2 separate regions of the Homo sapiens genome follow, and region 1 is linked to region 2. Evidence: read pairs that join two places in POLR2A ChIA-PET (ENCODE). Cell type or tissue: PC-3. All regions are shown on one strand. Each heading gives the region's core, and the rest is flanking DNA. Links, peaks and the distances in the headings are about the cores only.

Region 1 (12,022 bases), core at 2,347-10,346, 160 kb before region 2:
GTTGGGTCATTTACAAAATGAAACATGTAATACATTCAATGAATAATAACAGATAATTTCTAAGGACCTAGACTTTCAAAATTAAGAACAGACCACATAACATTTGATTTAATTAAAACAACAGATATTTTAAGGATTATATTATAAGTTGTGTTTGTTGATCTTAATAGAGTGTTAGGGAAGATAGAAGGCTATCCACATACTAACTGGGGAAAATTCAGTGGATCTGAACTTATAGTATTATCACAGCCTCATCTTCATTTAGTGGCACCAGTGCTGAACCCATTACCCAAACTGGGAGGTTTACACATTGTTTACCCAAACTGGGAGGTTTACACATTATTTTTAGTTCTTGTAGCCACCCTACAAGAAAGTGTTGTCCCCATTTTACAGATGAAGAAACGAAGGTTAGATGCTAGCGGAGGGAAGATTAAATAACAGGCCCAAGATCACACAGTGTGCAACCTGGAAATGTAGCGGAGCTCTCCAAAGATGGGCCATTAAAATTGAACTGTGAGAACAAATATTAATATATCACATTTGTCTCTTGAATTGCTTTTCCCCTTGCTTTTTGTTTCAATATTCTAATTTAGACCTTCTCTATCATATGTTCAGAATAGTATCATAGCCTCCTTACACCACCTCCCATCCATTATGTATGCTAAAATGTCAATAATAACATGCCATGGTTTTACACATTTTTACTACTTACCCACTGAATATAAGATAAAACACTATAGACTCCCTGTGTCCACCAGCAATAAATCCCTTTGCAGTGTGGTCCCATTTAGCAGTGTGCCCTCTTTAGGACCCTGCCTGCTGGAGCTATAGCTGGTGTACAAACACGTAAGCACTTCCTCCTCCTCTATTAGTGTCCTCCATGACAGATGCTTCCCCACACCAAAACTAATACCAGCCTTCCTCCCAGATTGGCTTAGATGCTGCTCCCTCCTTGGTGCTTACTCAGTGCCTAGCGCTCTTGTGCCATTTGTGGTCCTTGGCACATACTGACATGAAGTATGTAGGTACATATTCTTTTCTCCCTGCTAGAGTAAGAGCTCCTTGGGACACTCTATTCAGGTGCTTCCGTGTAGCATCACCTGACACAATGCCTTACACATAGTAGGGACTTCATAGTTCTTTTGAATAAGTGGTAGCAATTTATTATGTGTATGAACTTTACAATAAATAAAGTGCTTAAGCATAATATCCTATGTCATATATATAACCATAATACACATAATCATATATAAATATATATTACATAATCTATAATATATCTTGTTTAAATCTTTTTGTGGGGTCATTTTCTCAAAAATAGATGTGAAAAGCAAGGCCCACGAAAGTTGCAAGTGACTTGTCTTAGATTATCTAACTTGCAAGTACAAATTTGGATCCAAAGCTTTTAGCTCAAAACCCAGTGCTCTTTCTTTTAAATCATACTGCCTTCAAAAATGGAAATTTACATCTCATGTCTAAGTGACTCACTTAGGTTTATACGTACCCAAAAGAAACTTTTTTAATACTTTTATGCCTCCACTTGGCAAGCAGTCAGTAAATTCTTAGTGAATAACCAATAAGCCACAATGCAGGATTATGGCTTTTTTGCTAAAGAAAGACTCAGGAATCAGTTTAATCGGTGAGAATGTTCTATAACTCCTGTACACAAAACCAAGAGCAAAGGTCACTATAATTCATCTTAATGCATATCTATAGACTATTGGGTGATTCATCCAATCAAGTAAAACCAAAAGATTTCTATGTATAACGTGCCTTGTTCGATTCTTGGAGAATATAAAGATGCATTGCATTCCTGTTCCTCAAGGAATTTGCAATCTAGCTGGATAGCGCTTGGCAGTTTAAAAAACAAATCAAATCTATAATATAAAATAATCAAATGTCTAGGTTCTCTCCACAGTTCTATGACAGAGGCAGGGCAGGATTTATTCTGGTTTTTATAAGTGAAAACCTGAGGCTCCAAAAAATTGGGACTTCATAGACACTGGGGACTACTAGAGGAGCGGGGAAGAGCTGAAAAACTACCTATTGGATACTGTGCTCACTACCTGGGTGATGGAATCATTTACACCCTTAGACATACAAAGGTATGAAATATACCTTTATAACAAACCTGCACATATACCCCCGATTCTAAAATAAAAGTTGACAAAAGTAAAAAATGAAATAAAAAATCTGTACTATTACAAAAATGATAAGAAGGAAGGTGGAACTTGCTTAATCAACTGACTAGTGGCTGAGTTGAACGGAACTTAGTAACACTGGAGTAAGAGACTGTACTTTGAGAAACTCTGATATGATCATATGAAATTAAAGTAGTATTAGGGGATTTGGCCAATAGTCCAATTCTGCATCCAAGTGAAGACTCAGGCAAAGTGATTTGATCTGTGGAATACTTCTCTTAGAGATGGGAGAGGATAAGGTACTTAAGCTAGTCCTACCCCAAGCTGTGGAACAATGTGCTGAAATCCATGTCTCTTGACCCCTGGGCAAGTTGCTTCTGAAAGAGATGGTAAGATAGGAAGCATCCTTCATTGTTTTTGTTCAGTGTGTCAGTGTTCATTATAGTCATGGGAGTTTTATATTTCTAAAATAATGAGCCCAAAGTCTCAACACATATGAACATGTTTTAATGGCTAAAAGGTACGAATACTGATTTATATGCCATGCCTCTTTTGTCCCTATCCCGTAATCCAAACCTGCTCTTTCTGATTCCCCTGGAGTTTTATCGCATTCCTCCTAAAAGGAGTCAGTGAGTTCTTTTTAAGCTAATGGCCTTCATAGATTTCATGGTCATTTTTAGTTTTGTTTGGGCCCTCACTTCTTTATGAAAACTCATTGAGCATTTATTGACACCCATTAGTACAATGTGGTGGGAGGCCAATAAATCTAGAGGAAGAGCAATTTAAGCAGGACCCTGCCAGGAGTTGGGGCCATGGGGCAGTAAATGAGTAAAGATGGCAGAAATCCACAGAGTACCAGGAGGCAGGGCCAGAGAGCTAGGTGGGCTTTGGCTGAGGGGGCTGAAGCAGGAGAATTATCTGATAGGATCAGGTTTACACTTTTAAGGGTTCAGTCTAGACAGAGAGTACAAGATGGATTTGAGGACTGAGATCAGTGGGGAAAGGCTAGGTAATGGTATATGTGAGGAAGGAGAAGGCGGACCAGACCCGCTATAGTGGGAGCCTCAGAGGTGTAGGAATTGTATTTAAAAAGACACGACTTTACTGAGGAGCCCAGAACAAGACTTGAGTAAATGAAGAAAAGGAAAGACTCAATATTGTAAAGGTATCTGTTATCCCCAAATCAATTTATCAATTTTTAAAAATCATTGAAAATACTAAAAGGATTTTTGGAAGGTGTGGGCACTCAATAAAATGATTCTGAAGTCAGTTCATAATCATAACATATAAGAATATCCAAGAATGCCAGACACGATGGTGCACACCTGTAGTCCCAGCTACTTGGCAGGCTGAGGTGGGAAAATAACTTGAGGCCAGGAATTTGAGGCCAACCTGGGTAACATAGACCAGCCTCTAAAAATAAATAAATACATATTTTTATTTTCAAAAAATATTCAGGAATGTTTTATAAAGAGTGGAAAGAGAAAACTTTCCCTGCAGATGTTAAAATTTACTCTAAATATTTAATAATTAAAGGAGAGAGGTACTCTAAACAGAGCCAGAAACAAAGAGCAAAAGTCCAGAAAATAACTTCAAGTAATTTAGAACATGAGAAATAGTGGCATTTAAAATTGGTGGGTAATTTAATGACTGCTTAAACCCTTTTGCTAATCATAGAATATAAATAAAAATAGAAAAATATAGAACCATTAAAAATTAAGCTGTAGATCTACATTGCCAATAGATCTACATGCAAATGAGTTCAGTATACAGCATGATGTGAAAAAGACAGTTACAAAATTGTATGCATTCGCATTCCATTTAGAAAACAGAGACTAACCATCTGCATGAGTATTATGTAGATGGCAAAAATGGGATGAGGTTAAAGAAGTCAAAGTTCTGAAGCTAATATTAGCTGGGCATCCTAGTGATGTTGGAGTCCTGCAGGAAGACGTTGAGTGTGGGGTAAACAGGATGAGCCATGGTTCCTGGGGAATATAGAGAGTTGACAGTAAATGATAGTGATGGCAAAGGCGATATTATAAACATTAATGGAAGGAGGTACACACCTCAAAGAGAAAAGGATAACCACCTGAAAGGGATGATTGCCAACAGGAAAAGAATGTTGGTACAGGCCCCATTGGGTCTGTACCTCACCCTGGGGTGAATCATGGTGGCTATAAATGAAAGATAATGTTCATAACATATTTAAGTTAATATAATTTTAATTAAGTTAGATTTGTTAGAATAATTTTCAGCTGCAAATTACAGAACACTCAATGAAAAGTGGATCCAGATAAGGGCATTATTATATACATAACTACAAGGCTGGAGGCAGACAGCCCTAAAGTTGATGCAGCTATTCATTGATGTCATCAAAGACCCAGACTCTTTCCCTGTTTACACTCTGGCCTTTTATGTGTACAGATGATGTTTCAAGATGGTTGCTACAGCTCGGTAGCATTCAGTATAAGACGTGGGTGAGGAATGGGAGATGAGGAAGTACAGCAGAGAGCATTCTACTGTGCACCTCTTATCAAGGAGGAAAATGCTTCCTGAAACTCTCTAGCCAATTTGCCCATACAGGACTGGGTGTCATGTTCATCCCTGGATCAATTCCTAGCAAAAGGAAATGTGATTGCCTTCATTGGCCTGGACCAGGTCTTCATGGCTGACAACCAGCAGTATCTTCTATATCACACAAATAATTATCTGTTCTACTCTTGTGGAAAACCAGCTCCTCTAAGCATTACCTCATTTGAAGAGGAAGGAAGTACAGAGTGAGGGGAAAATTCTCAAAAGAGGGAATTGAGAGGAAGAATGTGGAAAGATAAGAAAGTATTTTGTCCAATTGCAGCCATTAGAAAGCTTATTAAAATTTCTTCTTCTGTTTTTGAGAGCTGTCGCCCAGGCTGGGGTGCAGTGGTGCAATCACGGCTCACTGCAGCCTCAACCTCCCAGGCTCAAGTGATCTTCCCACCTAGGCCTCCCGAGTAGCTGGGTCCACAGGCATGAGCCACCATGCCCAACTAATTTTTTGTTTTTTGTAGAGACAGGGTCTCCCTGTGTTGTCCAGGCTGGTCTCAAACTCCTGGTCTCAAGTGATCCTCCCACCTCAGCCACCCAAAGTGCTAGGATTACAGGTGTGGGCCACCACACCTGGCCTAAAATTTCATTATAGAAAAGTGTGTGTTGAAATGGGGAAATATTCACAGCACATTGTAAAATGTTTTTAAAAGCCTCACAAAACAATGTGTATAGAATGATAGCCACTTGGGTCATTACCCAACAACCTAGGAACTTGGGCTTCATGTTTTCTTACTTCTTTACCCAGTGCTGATTTTTATCTCCTGCTCTGAAGAAATTATGTTTAGCATTGCATATTTGCAGTTTCAGTTCCTGATGATTTTCCACAGTGGGTTAAAAATAGCCATTATGATGAGGTAATGATTTATTCTTTCATGTTGTTCATTTAAGTCATTACATTGTTCCTCAAACACCAACATTTTCAGGCTTGGTGGAAATGACTTATTATCTTTTTTTTTTTTATTTCCAGTTAGTTGAGACTGATTCTTTACCTTCTCAGCATTATCATCACTTCCAGGAATGAATAAAAAGTGGGTTCTGTTCTCATTTCAGAATACATATTTGATTATTAAAATTTACATGCAATGCCACTTTATTACACTTTTATCCAGTTGCCTAGAAGCAGTAAAAATTAGAAGCCAGTGTTTCCATTTAGGGCCCATGCCTTTGTTTCTCCTGAGGGGCCTCGAGGTGATGTGTGCCTGACTCATCATGCACAGTGGCAAAGAGACGGGTACTATGGCATTGCTGGACTATGCTTTGCTGTGGAACAAAGCTCATGTGTGACTCTTTTAGCTTGCCAGTTAATGGCTTGCTTTGAATTCACCCATTACAACTTTCCAGGTGATATGGAAGTTTTAAGGAATCCTCTTGAACCCTCCTCTTGGTTTCTCAGAATTTGTTTGTCTTGTTCTTTGTGATTTTGGATGAAGCATTCTTTGGGTCCTCCTGAGGACCACAGTGAGAAGTAGGGGAGACCTGTTTATAAACAGCCTTTGAAGCTCATTGTTCATTGCTCATTGCAAATTGATCAATGAAAGCACACGGGAACCCTGTCAGGTTTTGAAATAGAGTAGAAGCTGTATACATACAGCAAGCTTGATGTGGGGACCTGCAGTGTAGATTCTCCCAGAATGCAGACAAAAGTGGGTGGAATCTCCAAGGAGTGAATCAAGCCACTTGGCTAACGCTTTAGGACCTTAACACGATGCTGTTAGTCACTATTTCATTGCTTAGGTAGCAACAATATACCACATTTTATGGGAGAACCATGGTTTTAAAACATTCTGGGAATAGATCCAGCAATTCCACTTCTGAGTATATATCCAAAAAAATTGAAAGCAGAGTCACAAAGAGATCATTCTACACCTGTGTTCATAGCAGCAATATTCACAGCAGCCAAAAAGTGGAAACTACTGAGGTGCCCATCTATGGATCACCAGATAAACAAAATGTCATATATACATACAATGGAATATTATTTAACCTTAAAGAGGAAGGAAATTATGATACACACCACAACATGAATGAACCTTAAAGGAACTATGTTAACTGAGGCGAGCCACTCACAAAAAGACAAATCCAGTGTGATTCCACATGTATGAGGTATGTAGAGTTGTCAGATTCATAGAAACAGAAAATAGAATGGTGGCTGTCAAGGACTGAGGGGAGGGGTACATGGGGAGACATGCGAGAGAAGTTATATGCAGGCTCAGGTGACCTTTCCCTCTGTTGCTATAATCGTAACCCTCACCTTAATTCAACATGTTCTTATTGGTTTAGTGTTAAAAAACCTTTGTTATATGTGATACATTTTAGTCTGTGGCCTCCTCTAACACACTTCATAGGAAACAGACAAACCACTATGGAGAGAGTTCTGTGAAAACTTGAATAACAAATTTGAAAAGACTGAGGTTTACAGAGTATAAGGAGAAAAATAGATTATCTTTGCCTACAAGTTGGATATGTCCTGTTTTTAATTTTTAAATAAACTGAGGATTATACATTTTTGGTGCTAAAACTTTGAGGATGTGAATATATCACAAGATATATCCCTATATCCAGAATTGTCTATTTAAAGTTGTCATTCTGTGACTTATGATATGACTTGGGTGTTTTTAGTGTCTTTTGGAAATAATCATACTTTCTTGTAATGAGAAAATAAGGCCCAGGCCAGGTGCAGTGGCTCACACCTGTAATTGCAGCACTTTGGGAGGCCAAGGCGGAAGGATTCATGGCTCGAGGCCAGGAATTCAAGACCAGCCTGGGCAACATAGCAAGACCCTGTCTCTACAAAAAGTTTAAAAAGTAGCCAGGCATGGTAACACACACCTGTAGTCCCAGCTACTCAGGAGTATTGTTTGAACCTAGGAATTAGAGGTTGCAGTGAGCTATGATATGATGGCACCACTGCACTCCAGCCTGGGTGGCAGAGCAAGACCCTGCCTCTAAAAAGAAAAGAAAAAGAAAAGAAGGCCCCATGATCAACCTTTTCCCATTAGAAAAGCCTGAAGTCGTTTTTTAGTTTGCTTGTTTGTCTTGATTTTAAATAAGAGGATTAGAGCTCTGGAACACCTAAGAGAAACAATTACAAGACTTCAAGGATTTCTTGTATTCAGAAAGGTCCAGAGTCTTTTTAGGGGCATTGCCAAGATAAAGCCCCACCTAAGATCTCTCGGAGCCAGACTTCATTCCACAATGGTGTCCTGTTGAAACATGCTTGCGAGTCGCATGTTTTAAAAAGATAGAGTGAGGGTCCCAAGTGACTGTTTATCATAAGTATGACTAAATGTTCAAACTTTTTATACCAGACTGTGCCGTATAACATAAAAAGGGAAACTTTTAAACCTGCGTTTAACTGAAAGAGCCTTAATTGGTGGTATCTGTAGTTTCATTGCATTGCATCACTAGGGTTACTGTGAAATATTTGAGTCATATATGGTACAGAATAATTTAGATTAAAATCTTGAGCTAATTTAAGAGTATGCCTCACGATACTATAAACTGAGATAGAACAGATCATAAGCTTACGTAGAGAGTCCTTTGAAATGTCTTTGATGAAAACACTTCTTGTGATTCTGTAGGAAAGGTGTTTTTTTCTTACCTCATTTAATGTTGTAATTTATTTATTTATATAATCCTCTGGAATTGGGACTATATCTTATGATTATTTGGGACCAGAGTTCCTGACGTAGCTGAATGTACTTCACCTTTGAAATTAGGTATTGCAATAAAGGTTGGCTAAAGACTGAGAGGGGTTCCCCAGTCATGCTTATTACAGGTTCACAATGCCCAACAACCTAACTCGTGGTTGAATTACTGAAGGTCATGAGATGTTGGGCAAGATTTTGTTTTTTAAGTCGTTAACTCAGTGTTCATTGGTTCAGAATTCCAATTGTGTCTAGATATTGGAGATTTAAAAGAAAAGCCATTTGCTAAACAAAAAAAAAATTTAAGTAGCCTAATAAAATCTAAAGAATGGTCATTCTTATGTAGAACCAACTTACATCTATAGGCATCATACACATGGAATCAACGTTAGTGCAGTCATGTGGATTCATACTGCCTAACCCATGCTTTGGTATGATATTAACAAGCCCTTTTAATCTACTCTACCTTTAAACAAACAAGAACTAGACCTGTAGTATAAGTGCCAAAGTAACACAACTAAAACTGAATAATAATAATTATGGCATGTCCCAGGGTGAAAAACCATGCAGCCATTAAAAATCTCATTGTATAAAAAAAGTCATATTGCAGAATTTTATTAGTGGCAAAATGTTGATAATGAATTGTTACATGTTTTTAAAAGAGCTACAAAATAATGTGTACAGAATAATAACCACTTTTACTTAAATATACTTATACATCCAAATATAATAAAATACGTAATTTTTAAAAGACAGACTAAAAAGACACAAAAAAAGTTATATTAACAGTGAAGTTTTCTCTGTTCTCCAAGTAGTGGAATTTTTTAGTGATTTTTCTTCTTCTCTGGATTCTTAAAACATTTTATTAGTTTCTGCATTAAGCATGCATCTATACATCTTAGCAATTTTATAATTAAGAAAAACATAGTGTGTGTTATAACACAAATAAAAACGATGTGCATGTTTTTAAATTTGTATACTGCTAATTGGCTGCTAAAGTTGTTTGAACACTGCAGCATGAACCAAACAGATTTATTCTTTATACTGTTTTAAATGAGTGACACTTAACTGTATAGAGGCTAAAGATGATGAGCCAACAGGACATTACTTTAGGTTAGTCATGCTTTTTAAAATTCAGTGCTTACAAGTTGTGTGCATGTGTTTCCAATAAAGACTTATTTGCCAAAATGTTCCTTGAACATTTTGTGCTACATTTTCACACTCCTGTTTATTCATTACAACTTATTGGACCTGCAGTGCTTCTCAAGTCTTGAAGGGCTTTTCCTCCCCAATGCAGTCTTCTCCAGGGTTTTGGGAAGCTTAGAAGGTCACCCCTGCCAGTTCAGAATATTCACTCAGGGGGATCTCAGAAATGATTCTAGATCACTGCATACCCCCTCTAAGTGCTTTGTTCACACCGACCTTGTAGCAGTGGTCATGTTTTCTTTTAGTTGTTTGTGAATCAGTCTCCCCCAGAAATCAGGACACTTATCTTGGCAATAATCATCCTAATAATTACTGTTTGTCAAGTGCTTACCATATGCCAGAAACTGTACAAGCACTTGGCATACATTACTTCATTTAGCCCCCTTAATAGTAGGAAAAGTAATCGCTACTTTCTCCACTTTATAAAAGGAAAAACTAAGGCTTTGGTTTTGAACAAGCTAAAATATAAAGACAGAACTCCGAACTCTAAAGGAAGAACCAAAACCATAAACCAGTAACCAAATATACTGTTCTCGATGAGAGGATTCAGTGGTCCGGCCAATGATAAGTGTATCCTCACAGCCCCTTCCAGCTCTGAAATCCATGGTGGTACCCAGTCATTTTTCTAACCCTTGTATTAACAAAACAGCTCCATCCTCCCTTGTATACACCATTCTTATAATATTTGGGTCAGGGGAGTAGGTCACTCTTAATTTCCACACATTTCAGAGGATTATGACATCATGGCCAATGTCTTAGTTCCTACCTTCAGACACTGTCCCTGAGTATTAAATCTTGTGTATATTTGTATTGGTCCTAAAATTAGAAAAAGATCTGATATTGGTTTATATCCTGAATGATCCGCTCCTCCATACTGGTTAATAATAACAGTAATAAGCGCTGCCATTTACTGAATATTAACTATGGTGCTAAGTGCTTTACAATGATCCTATGATAAAGTGGGCTTTGTTACTGTCCCATTTTACAGACAGGGAAACTAAGCCTTAGAGAGGTTAAATGGCTTGCCTTATTTTACGTATTCATTTGTTCATTGATTTGATAAAGGAATACATTGGAGATTTGAATCGAGGTTTTCCAGACCCTAGTTTAAATCAAGACTCTGTTAATATTCTAAAACAGTTGATTAAGACTGGGCATGGTGGCTCACACCTGTAATCCCAGCACTTTGGGAGGCTGAGGCAGGAGAATAGCTTGAGCCCAAGAGTTTGAGACCAGCCTGGGCAACATAGTGAGATCGCATCTCTGCAAAAACTAAAAACATTAGCCTAGCATGGTGGCATGCACCTGTGGTCCCAGCTACTTGGGAGGCTGAGGCAGGAGGATCTCTTGAGCCAAGGAAGTCAAGTCTGCAGGGAGCCGTGATCACAGCACTGCACTCCAGCCTGGGCAACAGAGCAAGATCCTGTTTAAAAAAAAACAAACAGTTAATCAGCACTCTCTTGCTAGTATGACTTTGGGCTAATTAGTAGCCTACATCTGTGTATCAGTTTCTTGACCTGTAAAATGGTGTAATGATATTATTTACCTAAATGTTGTGGTGTGGATTAAATTATTTACTAAGTGGACAATGCTTAGAATAGTGCTTGATATATAGTGAGTGTTTAGTACTAGGTGCTATAAAATAATAATCACCATTAATAACAATATTATTATTCACTGGATTTTAATTGTTGAAATGGCACATTAAACAATAGAGAAGCAAAAAGTGTCCCCTCACGACCTCCTCCTTCCTCTCCCCAGCATGAGCCACTGAAACCAGTTTGGCAGATATCCTTCCAGAATGTTTCCTATTCCATCAAAAACTATTTTAAAATTGTCCTTTCATTAATAAAATACAGGTTGAGAGTGAAATTTTTTGCAGTGTTCTTGAAAGTGTGGGAGTGGAAAGGCAGGAAGGGAGACAATTCACTCATTCAGCCAATACCTGTCAAATGCCTGCCGCATGCCAAGCAGCCACAAAATGCTAAGGATTCGGCGTCCAGCATAGCAAATGCTCAACTTCCGTTTTGAGTGTTTACTGATTTTCTTTTTTTAATTTTATTAGGATATGATGTTTCAGCTTCTCCGAGGTCTGGACTTTCTTCATTCACACCGAGTAGTGCATCGCGATCTAAAACCACAGAACATTCTGGTGACCAGCAGCGGACAAATAAAACTCGCTGACTTCGGCCTTGCCCGCATCTATAGTTTCCAGATGGCTCTAACCTCAGTGGTGAGTGAGAGAGTGCTGTCCTTTTATTAAACTTATTTTTCCTATTTTGAATGACAGTCTGTCCCTCTTCCATGTCTCTAATGTTAGTACTGCCCATGACTAGTTGGTGGATAGAATGTCTTTGCCCATTTTTATATGGCAGTGGGTAGGCAGAAAGCATTCTGCTTACAGCTACAGTCACATCCAGCCTGGGCTTGTTGTGGACA
Region 2 (12,022 bases), core at 1,908-9,907:
TTTAGAAGTGTTATTGTTATGGTGAATACAAGTTTGTATTTACGTGCATGCTTTAAAAAATGAAGAAGAATCATCTTGTAATGTAAGTCATCTAAGACTTAGATAACTTGGATTCCAAGTTAGGGTTGAGCAGTCCTCCTACTTCAGCCTCCTGAGCAGCTGGGACCACAGTTGCAGGCCACTATGCCCAGCTAATTTTTTTTTTATCTTTAGTAGAGACAGGTTCTCACTATGTTGCCCAGGCTGGTCTCCAACTTCTGAGCTCAAGCGATCTTCCCACCTTAGCCTCCCAAAGTACTGTGATTACAGGTGTGAGCCATTATACCCAGCCTGTTTGCTTGTTTTGATTACAAACATGTATATAACATATCAATCACAGTAATGATTAATTCAACTTTTACAGCCTAGACGGAGAATCTAGCCATCTTTGTTGAAAAGAGACCTCAGCTTCAGTAATAATGCCTGCTGCTCAATAATACAGAACCCCTATCCCTTAATATGCTCTTTGAAAAGAGCTAGTAGAGGGTCCTTTGGTGATAGGGTCAAGGATTGGCACCTGTGTTTCTTTTGACTGTAATTAGAAGCTGAAATGGGTGAGAGGTATTAAGAGGATGGAGGGAAGGAAGCAGTGGCTGTCTCTGTATATTAGGTGTATTGGAAAGGTTAGATAGTCTCTGATGGTGTTCATAACCTTTTTGCAGAACTGGAAGAAAGAACTGGAAAAACACAGGGAGAAATTGTTAAGTGGAAGTGAGAGCTCATCCAAAAAAAGACAGGTAATACCACTTTTAGTTTATTGCTATTCTTAATCTCATAGTTGGATTTTCATAATAATGCTGTATACTACTGTTAATAGATGCATTTGCAAACTCACATCAGCTTATTTAGACTTGTACTTTTGTTTCCATTTAGAGAAAGAAAAAAGAAAAGAAGAAATCTGGTAGGGTGAGCAAAAATTTTCCATTTTTCTAAACGTTACAATTAAGAGCCAACAAAAAAAGTAAGAATAATTTGTTTAACCTGTATGCTAAAGGTAGCTTAAACTCCAGATGAGTCAAGGAACTTAGAGGTTCTTTGATTGTGAAGAGTGATTTTGTTCTATCACTGACATAAAAAACGGTGCCAACCACCTTATAACGTAGTACATTTTCTGTTGCTATTTAAAGAGAAAGATTGGTGACCATGGCCACATATGTTAACTTGTTGAGCTTTTGTACAGGGAACAAGTGTGACATTTTATATTTTCATATTTATGACTTATGAATATGGCATCTGTTTCTCAGACACTAGATTGATTTCACTAAGTATTTGAGAGACTTTGTAAAAGAAAAACATTCTCGCATCTCACAAGCTTTAATTGTTTTGTGCTTGGTCAAGTATTCATCTTCTTCTTCATCAAGCTCTGATTCTTCCAGCAGTTCTTCTGATTCTGAAGATGAGGTAAGGTTTGCTTATAATGGTTCATGAAATAATATCTCTTAATTTCTTTAATGTCAAGTGGAAACCCATTGTGAAATATCTGTTAGAAATGTTGACTTCCAGGTTTTGATTAATTATCCATAACTTAGAGGACTAACATGAGTGAGTGGTAACTAGGAACTTAAATATTGGTATATAATATATTTTTTAGATTTTAAAATTTGTTTTGTTGACCTAAAAATATCAGTAGAAGAAAATATTTGAAAAATCAAATGCTATTTGACTAGATGCTAGGCATTACATGTGATTCAAATCACTTGATCTTTATAACAGGAAAGTGATGTATTAAGTATTAAGAAAAAAATATAGAAACTGATCCTTTTGTGAAATTTTGTTCACTGATAAAAGTTTTATATTAATAAATGTGTAAATTAGATTTTTGAGACAGAAAGCAAATGTTTCTAAAAATATTTTATGTAGGATAAGAAACAAGGAAAACGGAGAAAGAAAAAGAAGAACCGTTCACATAAATCTTCTGAAAGCTCCATGTCAGAAACTGAATCAGACAGTAAGGTAAATTATTTAAATTATTAATATATTGGATACAAAGACATTTAATTAAGTTTTTCTGCCTAAAGTTGCTCTCAATTTAAAAATAAGATAGTCTGATATTTGTACTTTGATGTTCTATGCCACTTAATTGATATACTTGATAATATCTTGCATGTGACATTTAATAATTCAAGTGCTTTCATATATATATATCTCCATGTCTCCACATTTCCATGGCAACTGACATTATTGTCCCTGTTTTCATAAAGAAGTTAGAGTTCAGATAAAAAGCATTGGCTTAAAATGATACAGCTGGAATTAGAATTAAAAGTTGAGTCTTTATCTTCTAAAATCTGGTCCAATGTCCTTTCTACTATACCGTACCTAAATTTGTTCTGTACTAACCAGGATTGTCAGACACACAGTTGGCTTTCAAACATTACTGGTCAGAAAAAAGTTAAGAAGTTCTCGGAAAAAAGTGTTGATTCCTGAGCCCTACCTCCAGAGTCTGTTTTAGTATCTGATTAGGCTTGGAAACCTACGTCTTTAACAGATGCCCTGTGTGATTCTGATACTGGGGTGTTTATGGACCACAATTTGACAAACACTGTACTAGAGTCTCAGGAAACCAAAGCAGCTGTCTGCATTTATAACAGATAGCTGCCTGCCCCCGTGAGAGATCTTCTGGCAAAATACCTAGCATCTAGAAAGTACTCAGTAAATGTTGGTTTTCTCTTTGTCTTTTAAAGCAGAAGAGCTAGTCTCATGATAATGATAGCTAACATTTATTGAGTGCCTACTATCTGTTAGGCACAATTCTAAGCACTTAATTTATTAACTCATTGAATCTCAACAACTTCAGGAAGTAATTTGGTAATCCGCTTTATGGATAAAGTGGATAAGGAAACTAGGCTTAGGAAGATTAATAGCTAGAACTCAAAGGATTCAAAAGCAGAAATTGTTGCCTCCTCAAATTAGAATACAACTCCAGTACATGTGACCACCATAAGCAAACACAGGCAATGACACGAAGTCCTATTTTAAAATAAGCTGTGTGGGTATTACAGACAGTACTTATCATTTTAAGAGTAAATTTGGTATACAGCCAGATAAAGAAGCCTGTTTGCTTACAAGCAAATGTATACATAACTTATATTTCTCTTAAATTTTCGGAATAATATACTGGGATTGGAGTAGCCTTTTTTCAGTCATAGAGCAAATCACTTTTTGGGTGTTTTTGTCCTTGTTCTGTAATGCTGTGTCCTTGGCATTTAAAATTGATACATATATTTCTTTGTTTAGGATAGTTTAAAAAAGAAAAAGAAGTCAAAAGATGGAACTGAGAAAGAAAAGGTAACTATACTTTTACATTGCCTTAAGATAGTCTGTCATATAATACTTAATTGACTTAAATAACAATAATGTGTATCTCTTTTTAAGAGATATATTTATTTTGTTTTTGTAATATTTTGTTTCAATTTAAAGCAATTTTTAATTTGGATTCATTATTGAAGATAAAGGATCAAAAGAGTATTCTAGGCCAAGAGTTTGAATTTATATAGATTAATGGATTATCTCAGATTAAAAATACAAAATAATGCAGATTAGCAGATTAAACATTTCCTTTGATTTCTTTTTTTCTTTTTCTTTTGAGATGGAGTCTCGCTTTGTCACCCAGGCTGGAGTACAGTGGTGCCGTTTCAGCTCACTGCAACCTCTATCTCCTGGGTTCAAGCGATTTTCCTGCCTCAGCCTCCCTGTAGCTGGGACTACAGGTGTGTGTCACCACGCCCAGCTGATTTTTGTATTTTTAGTAGAGACGGTTTCGCCATGTTGGCCAGGCTGCTTTCAAAACCCTGACCTCAGGTGATGCGCCTGCCTCGGCCTCTCCGTGCCCAGCCTATTTCCTTTGATTTCTTAAACCATTTTGAAGAAGGCCCTTCCAATTAAAGAACATTAATTTCTCTTTCAAATTGAATATACCATAGATAAATATTGAAAAATCTTCTTACTATTGTAAATAAATGTTTTACCTTCATTTATAACTTACCTATATAGTTAAAGCAGAATTTATGCCTACCTTAATTTCTGGTTTACATTTAAAATTGTTATTCTGGTTATTAAAAATAAAAACCTAAAGAGGGCAGTAATAAAACTACAGACCAGTGTCACTAGTTTTTACTCAGAATTTACATATTTTTTTTTTTTTTTTGAGACGGAGTCTCGCTCTGTCGCCCAGGCCGGACTGCGGACTGCAGTGGCGCAATCTCGGCTCACTGCAAGCTCCGCTTCCCGGGTTCATGCCATTCTCCTGCCTCAGCCTCCCGAGTAGCTGGGACTACAGGCGCCCGCCACCGCGCCCGGCTAATTTTTTGTATTTTTAGTAGAGACGGGGTTTCACCTTGTTAGCCAGGATGGTCTCGATCTCCTGACCTCATGATCCACCCGCCTCGGCCTCCCAAAGTGCTGGGATTACAGGCGTGAGCCACCGCGCCCGGCCCATATTTTTTTAATGATAGAAAATGAAACTGAAATTCAGTTTCAGTTTCATTTAATATACCATGGTACACAATGGTATATACCATATTTTAAAGCTAAAATTCAGTATTAATGTATTTACAGTGTTGTGCAACCACCATCTCACTCTCGTTTCAAAACTTTCATCAGCCCATAAAAACACTCCATATCCATTAAATAATCACCACCACTCCCTCATTCTCTAGTAACCTCTAATGGGTATTCTGACTATGGATTTGCCTATTCTGGATTTATCATATAAAAGCAGTCATACAATATGCGACCTTTTGTGTCTTTCAGCTGGCATAGTATTTTCAAATTTCATCCAAGTTGTAGCATGTATCAGTACTTTGGTTTTTTGTATGGCTAAGTAATATTCCGTGTGTGTGTGTGGCGGATTTCGCCATCCATTCATTTGTTGATGGACATTTGGTTTTGTTTCTACCATTTGGCTATTGTAATGATGCTATGGACATTTATAAACACAAGTTTTTGTATGGATGCATGTTTTCATTTCTCTTGGGTATATGCCTAGGAGTGGTTTACATAACAATTTGCAAATAAAAATTAATTTTAAATTTTTTTTAATTAATTTTAAAAACTAACCAGGCGTGATGGCATATGCCTGTAGTCCTAGCTACTTGGGAGACTGAGCCCACAAGGTCATGCCACTACACTTTATCCTGGGAGAGAGAGTGAGACCCTGCATCTAAATTTAAAAAAAAATAAAATTTAATTTAAAAAGACACTTAAAAAAGAAACTGTAATGACCAATTCCAAGAATTCAAGGATAATTTAATATAATTTGCCATATTAACTGATCAAGGAAAGAAACCATATGATTATTTCAGTAGTTGTCAGAAGGATGTGATATAATTCAGCATTAATTCCTGATTTTCAGAACGATTATAAAATAAGTGGTTACCCTCATATTTAAAAAAAAAAAGTATGTGTGAAATTAAATCTGGTAACATAGAAACATGAAATATTAAAACTGAACTGCAATTTTTAAGTACTTAAAATATTAGATACAGAGTAATATACACACATGTAATCAACAAATATTAATATATTTACCAGTTAGAATTAATAAATGATTTACATTGGCTTCAAGTCTTGTTTTATGTATTAAAAAAAAAAAAGAAGAAAAAAGACTGGGCACAATGGCTTATGCTTATAATCCGAACACTTTGGGAGGCTGAGGCAGGAGGATCACTTAAGGCCAGGAGTTCGAGACCAGCCTGGGCAACATAGTGAGAGGCCATCTCTACACAAAGAAAACAAATTAGCCAGGTGTGGTAGTCCTAGTTTCTCCCGAGACTGAAGTGGGAGGATCACTTAAGCCCAGAAATTGGAGGTTACAGTGAGTTATGATCATGCCAGTGCACTCCAGCTTGGATGACAGAGTAAGACCCCCATCTCTAAAAAAAAAAAAAAAAAAAAGTCCCCAAACTATCATTTTTTCCTTTGATATAGCTGATCCTGAAACTAGTGTATGTCTTTCCTATCCACATTTATATACTTTTATTATATTAGTATGTGTTCATAAATAACAGAATATTGAGTTTCTTTTTTTTTTAATTAGTTATACCTACTGGAATGGGAAGAATACTGTGTATTATCAAAATGGTAACATTGTGTTTCCTTCTGAAACTTGTTTCTTTTCATTCAGCATTACTGTTGACATCTATCCTTACTGATACTTTCAAGTTTGTTTCTTTTGCTTATGGTATTCTACTAATTAATCCACCACAATTATTTCTCCGTTCTCCTTTTTATGAACATCTAGATTGTTTTAATTTTTCAGTAATACAAATAGTGCTGCTGTGGATATTTCTTACCCATTTCTTCTTTTCCACAGTTACTGTTTTTTGTTTTTTTGTTTTCCGAGATGGAGTTTCGCTCTGTTGCCCAGGCTGGAGTGCAGTGGTGCAATCTTGGCTCACTGCAACCTCCACTTCCCGGGTTCAAGCAATTCTCCTGCCTCAGCCTCCTGAATAGCTGGGATTACAGGCATGCGCCACCACGCCCAGCTACTTTTTTGTATTTTCAGTAGAGACAGGGTTTCACCATGTTGGTCAGGCTGTTCTGGAACTCTTGACCACGTGATCCGCCCACCTCAGCCTCCCAAAGTGCTGGGATTACAGGTGTGAGCCACCGCGCCCAGCCAGTTTACTGTTAATTTTCTAAAGGATACTTTGGACTGTAATTTCTAAGTTCTAGGATGTGCATACACATTCAACTTACGAACATTTTGCTTGCCCAAGTGCTTGTTATTTTGCATTCTTGCTAGTGTATAAAAATACCCTTGTTTCACATACTTGTCAACCCAGGGAGATGTCATTATTGCAAATTTAATGTATACAAATGGTTGAGCTTCTTAACCTGCTTATTAGCCATTCATATTTCATTTTCTTTGCATTGCTTTTCATAGTCTTTGCCCATTTTTCTGTTGGAAAGAAACAACATTTTCTGGTCCATGGCGTCTCTTTACTTTGTTTTTGTGTCTATTATAATTATATAAAGGCTTTAATTTTAAGTCACATAATCATTGTTTTTAGCCCCTTTATTATTTAAAATTATTCTGAAAGTGCTGATAATAAAATACTCAATTAGAAAATACAGTGGTAGAAAATATCCTCTTTATAGTAGTAACCAAAAAATCTGCAAGAAAATTTTAAAGAAGTAAACAGTACTTATTTGAAGAAAACTATACAAGTCTATTCAGAGACATATATGAAGATTGAATAAATGGAGAGTCATAACGTGTTCCTGGGTATAACTTGCCGTACTGGATATTAAAACATTATAAGAATGTTTTAATTAACACAGTGCAGTACTAGTACAGGAATAGACAAAACAATGGAACAGTGTAGAGTCCAGGTGAAAATTCGAGAATCTGTGGAATGTAATAATATGATAAAGATGGCATTTCTTGGAACAAAATGACTAATCATTTGGAAAATATAAAGCTGGCCACTACATAAAGCCAAATACATCCCAGACAGCTCAGAGATTTCAATGTATGAAAATGCAACTAGAGAAAGGGTGACTATTACAGTACTGGGGTGGGGAAGGCTTATGCCTCAAAACTCAAACTTTTGACCATATATTTCAAATTCTGAATGGCAAAAACTGATTACAAAAATTAAACTGTGAACAAAGTTTAACTACAATGAACAGACTAAGAAAAACTTCTAAGAATGTATAACACAAAAAACTAATGATCTTTAATAAGGAAAAAAGAATACCACACATACACAGACAAATTGGCAAATATACGTTTAGGCAATTCTAAAAGAAAACACAAACTGTATTCTCTGATACGATTGATAAAGAGCCTGAGAGGGAGGCTTCTTGGTAAAGTGTGATTCATAAATGGATGACAGACAGTTTTGGACATGGTGGGAGAAAAAGATGATCATTTGTGTGAAGGCTACGTTGGTCTTTGATTTAGTCATCGTTATTAAAGAGTTTGCACTCACATACACTTCATTCTATTTCAACTTTGTTTTTAATAGCAAAGAACCCATATTTCTTTCCTCCAGAAGGAGATGGGTTAAGTAAATTCTGGCATTTTAGTGAATGTTAAATGCAGCCATAAATGATGTAGTTGGCATGGAAAGATACTATTGGGTGAGAAGAGCAGGTTCCAGACAGCAGGTATTTATGTAATATTGTAAACATACACTTAGAAAGATGTTTCCAAAAATCTTAATGGTGTTTAATTTCTGATAGTGGGATTTGAGTCCATTTTCTTACAGTTAACATTTAACATTTTGGCCAAAATAACAATGCTGTTTGCAGAAACAAAAGGAAGTCTGCTATAATCTAGCCCATAGAGAGATCATCACTGTTAGTTTATTTTCTGCATTTTTGTTTGTCTTCAAAATTAGACTCACGCTATATAAAAAGTTGTACATTCTGAATTTTTTATGTAAGATTAGGTGGTGAACATTTTTTCCATTGGGTAGTTTTGTTTTTGTTATGAACTACTTCAGATATACAGAACAGTTCCATGAAAAATAATAAAATGATAACCAGCATATCCACTATGCAGCTCGAATAAATCTTAACATTTTGTTACACTTGCTTTGGGTGTTGTCATAATTTTTTTTTATTTCTTCAAATATATATTTAAGCCCCTAAGTACTACTCCCAATCTCAGTCCCCTCTCCTTCTCCAGAGTTACTCACTTTTTCAACATTAAAAATACTTAGAGGTTAAGATTTTTTTAAACACATATTTACATTTAACACTTTGCGCTAAAGGAATTACTACATAGAGATTCTTTTAGATCACTGCAAATAATCACCCATTTATTTTCTTTTCTGCAGTACTAGGCCTGTCTAATCCAATCCTGGGTAGAAACAAAAGAATTAGAATACAAAGGAACCAAATCTTACATTATCTGCATATTTCATATGACTGTATAAAGTCTATTCTGTATAATTTAAGAAAATAAGATGGATATTACATCTAAATGGATATGTAGTTATTTCTTTTCAATATATTTAATATTGCTTTAGTGGAATTAAAGACTTAAATCCTGGTAAATGTTACACTTTTTAGACATTCTAAAATAAAAATGGGTAATTATAATAATTAGAAGAATTAAATAGAACTTAGAAACATAAAATGTGTGTGACAAAGTATGTCTGAGTCAAGATAAATGTATTTATTTTTCATAGGATATTAAAGGACTCAGCAAAAAGAGAAAGATGTATTCTGAAGATAAACCTTTATCATCTGAGTCCTTGTCAGAATCAGAGTATATTGAGGAGGTAAGTATATGATCAAATCCATTTTCTCTATTTTAAAATGCTTAGTTATTGATTTAATAAATATGACTTAGAAAAAGAAATACTTCATATTTAATTTATTCACCTTTCTAGTATGAAAAAACAAAATGAAAGTTATTTCATTTCAGAATGAGTTTTGCTTTTTTCCAGAAGATAATTATCTATTATTTTTTATAATTAACTGTATTTCCACATACCTTTCTAATCTGAGATATTTTTAGTCTTCTAATATTTCCTTTTTATTGTGCTACCATTCTTGTTACATGAAAGAAGCTGTGTAACATACAGCATGTTGAAACCAAACATTCTCTTACATTGTTAAAATAGAACATTGCATATACTATCTCAGTTTAGTTGATATTTAGCTGTGTTTTGAGCTACTTTTCGGGGAGTAGAAAGGTGATGAAGTGGAGAAGAAATGTTGGCAGGAAACATATCATATTACTTCGTTGTGAGAACTAAATGAGATGATAAATTACGAAAGGCATTGCATCATACCTGAGACAGAGTAAATGGTGGCTAAAGTTTGCATAATTCTTGGTGTTACAGTAAAATCTAAGCCAAGTTTGCCCTAGAATCATTTATTTTTAAAACTGTAGCTTTCTTTAGCGATCAACATACTTAACCCCCAATAGTGTAATCTAAAAGAGTTGAGGATCTTACCCTTGCTTACAAGGGGTGGTAGCAGATTGCAACAAGAGCTGGTTTTCATGATTCTTTAATCGTTTCCGTATTAGCCTCCTCCTGTATCAGTCCTGCCCAGCTCTATCTCTGTCTACTATATTCCTCATCTCCCCATTCCCTGAGTCTTGCATTTTTGTTTGTTTGTGCCTCTCTCCTTTCTGATTTCATCGTTCTTGGTCTGCAACAGTGGCACTTGGTCCTTTAAGACCTATTGCCCCCATTTTATAGCAATGTCTTGTAATTGCTCCTGAAATGAAAGCTAATGCTGAGGCAAGAAGGTTGCTTGAGCCCTGGAGTTTGAGGCTGCAGTGCACTCTGATCCCACCTGTGAATAGCCACTGCACTCTAGCCCAGGTGACATAGCAAGACCCCATCTCTAAAAAAATAATAATGATAATGTGCAATTTTATGAAATTGTATTTCAGTGTAAATGCCTGAATGTGATTAACACCAGGCCAGGCGCAGTGGCTCGTGCTTATAATCCCAGCACTTTGGGAGGCTGAGGCGGGTGGATCACCTGAGATCAGGAGTTCCAGACCAGCCTGGCCAACATGGTGAAACTCCATCTCTGCTAAAAAAAAAAAAAAAAAAAAAAATTAGCCAGGCGTGGTGGCAGGTGCCTGTAATCCCAGCTACTCGGGAGGCTGAGGCAGGAGAATCACTTGAACCCGGGAGGCGGAGGTTGCAGTGAGCCAAGATTGTGCCATCACACTCCAGCCTGGGCAACAAGAGTGAAACTCCATCTCAATCAATCAGTCAATGCTGTAACACCAGAAGACATAGAATCTTAAGAAAAAACAAAATGCAGGCTGTAGCAGGTGTATATTACATACGCCCTTCAAAAACCATACAGTGGCATTACAGTATATCTTAAAATCCTGCACAAGAGGCTTGGTGCAGTGGCTCAGCCTCTTGTGGCACCTGTAATCTCAGCAATTTGGGAGGCTATGGCAGGAGAATCAGTTCAGACCAGGAGTTACGACCAGCTTGGGCAACATAGCGAAACCCTATCTCTTTAAAAAAATAAAAAAATTTTATTTTTTAAAATTTAGTTTCTGGGCCAGGTGTGGTGGTTCACGCCTGTATCCCAGCACTTTGGGAGGCCAAGGCAGATGGATCACCTGAGGTCGGGAGTTAAAGACCAGCCTGGCCAGCATGGCAAAACCCTGTCTCTACTAAAAATACAAAAATTAGCCAGACATGGTGGCACAGACCCGCAATCCCAGCTACTCAGGAGGCTGAGGCAGGAGAATCGCTTGAACCGGAAAGGCAGAGGCTGCAGTGAGCCGAGATCACACCACTGCACTCCATCCTGGGCAACAGAGCGAGACTTTGTCAAAAAAAAAAAAATTTTAGTTTCTGTATTGTAAACAGATTCATCACATGAATGTTTAGCAGGCTATTCAAAAGTCGTGGAGGATGTACAGGGCTGTTCAGGACATGGCGTGACAGCATCCCTCATCTCTGCCTGGCTAAATATAGATGTAGTACATCTGCTGTCACCCTTAGTCATTGTAATAACAAGAATAACAATAAAAATATTGTTTCCTAGGTGCTCGGTAAAGAGAGCTAGTGAGTTAGTGATCTCTGTTGTGAGCTTGTGATCTCTAGTGCTTAATGTGTTATATTTTTTTTAGTCCTCATGCTTCCTTTTATTGTTAATTGCATTTTTATGTATTTGTCATGTATTTAATGTCGTAGTCACTTAGCAGCAAAACCACGCAATTCAACATTAGGCAAATTTATAAATATTGTTTTGTATGTAATGTATTAGTGTTGTATTATGTTTGTCTGCTACATGGTAGCAAGTTTAATATGAAATATCTCACATTTGGACTTAACATGTAATACGAAAGTTTATGAAAGCTTTGACAACTTTCAGCTTATTTATTCTTATTTTTTTAGAGGCAGGTTCTTGCTCTATCGCCCAGGCTGGAGGGCAATGGTGCAGTCATAGATCACTGCAGCCTGGAACTCCTGGGCTCAAGTGATTTTCCACTTCACCCTTCCAAGTAGCTAGGACTACAGTCACATGCCACCACACCCCA

The links. Peaks named below come from ENCODE experiments on the same cell type or tissue, not always from the same donor. Only the 100,000 strongest peaks of a DNase experiment are listed, where the experiment ranks them.
Region 1: POLR2A ChIA-PET joins it to region 2 with 5 read pairs; 3 of 35 experiments call an interaction of 5 or more read pairs at or near these places.

Annotation. Positions count from the first base shown.
Region 1 is chr7:92,725,420-92,737,441 of GRCh38, reverse strand. It overlaps CDK6 (cyclin dependent kinase 6), which reads left to right. Exons shown (of 8, transcript NM_001145306.2): 4 at 11,649-11,816. Among named protein-coding and RNA genes, the nearest start is that of CDK6-AS1, 110 kb to the left of the region's middle. In PC-3, for the core only: no CTCF peak of the experiment used is centred there; DNase peaks (open chromatin) are centred at 5,951 and 6,451; H3K27ac peaks cover 2,878 bases.
Region 2 is chr7:92,567,073-92,579,094 of GRCh38, reverse strand. It overlaps FAM133B (family with sequence similarity 133 member B), which reads left to right. Exons shown (of 11, transcript NM_152789.4): 4 at 702-776; 5 at 913-945; 6 at 1,378-1,440; 7 at 1,900-1,992; 8 at 3,274-3,324; 9 at 9,180-9,272. Among named protein-coding and RNA genes, the nearest start is that of FAM133B, 17 kb to the left of the region's middle. In PC-3, for the core only: no CTCF peak of the experiment used is centred there; no DNase peak of the experiment used is centred there.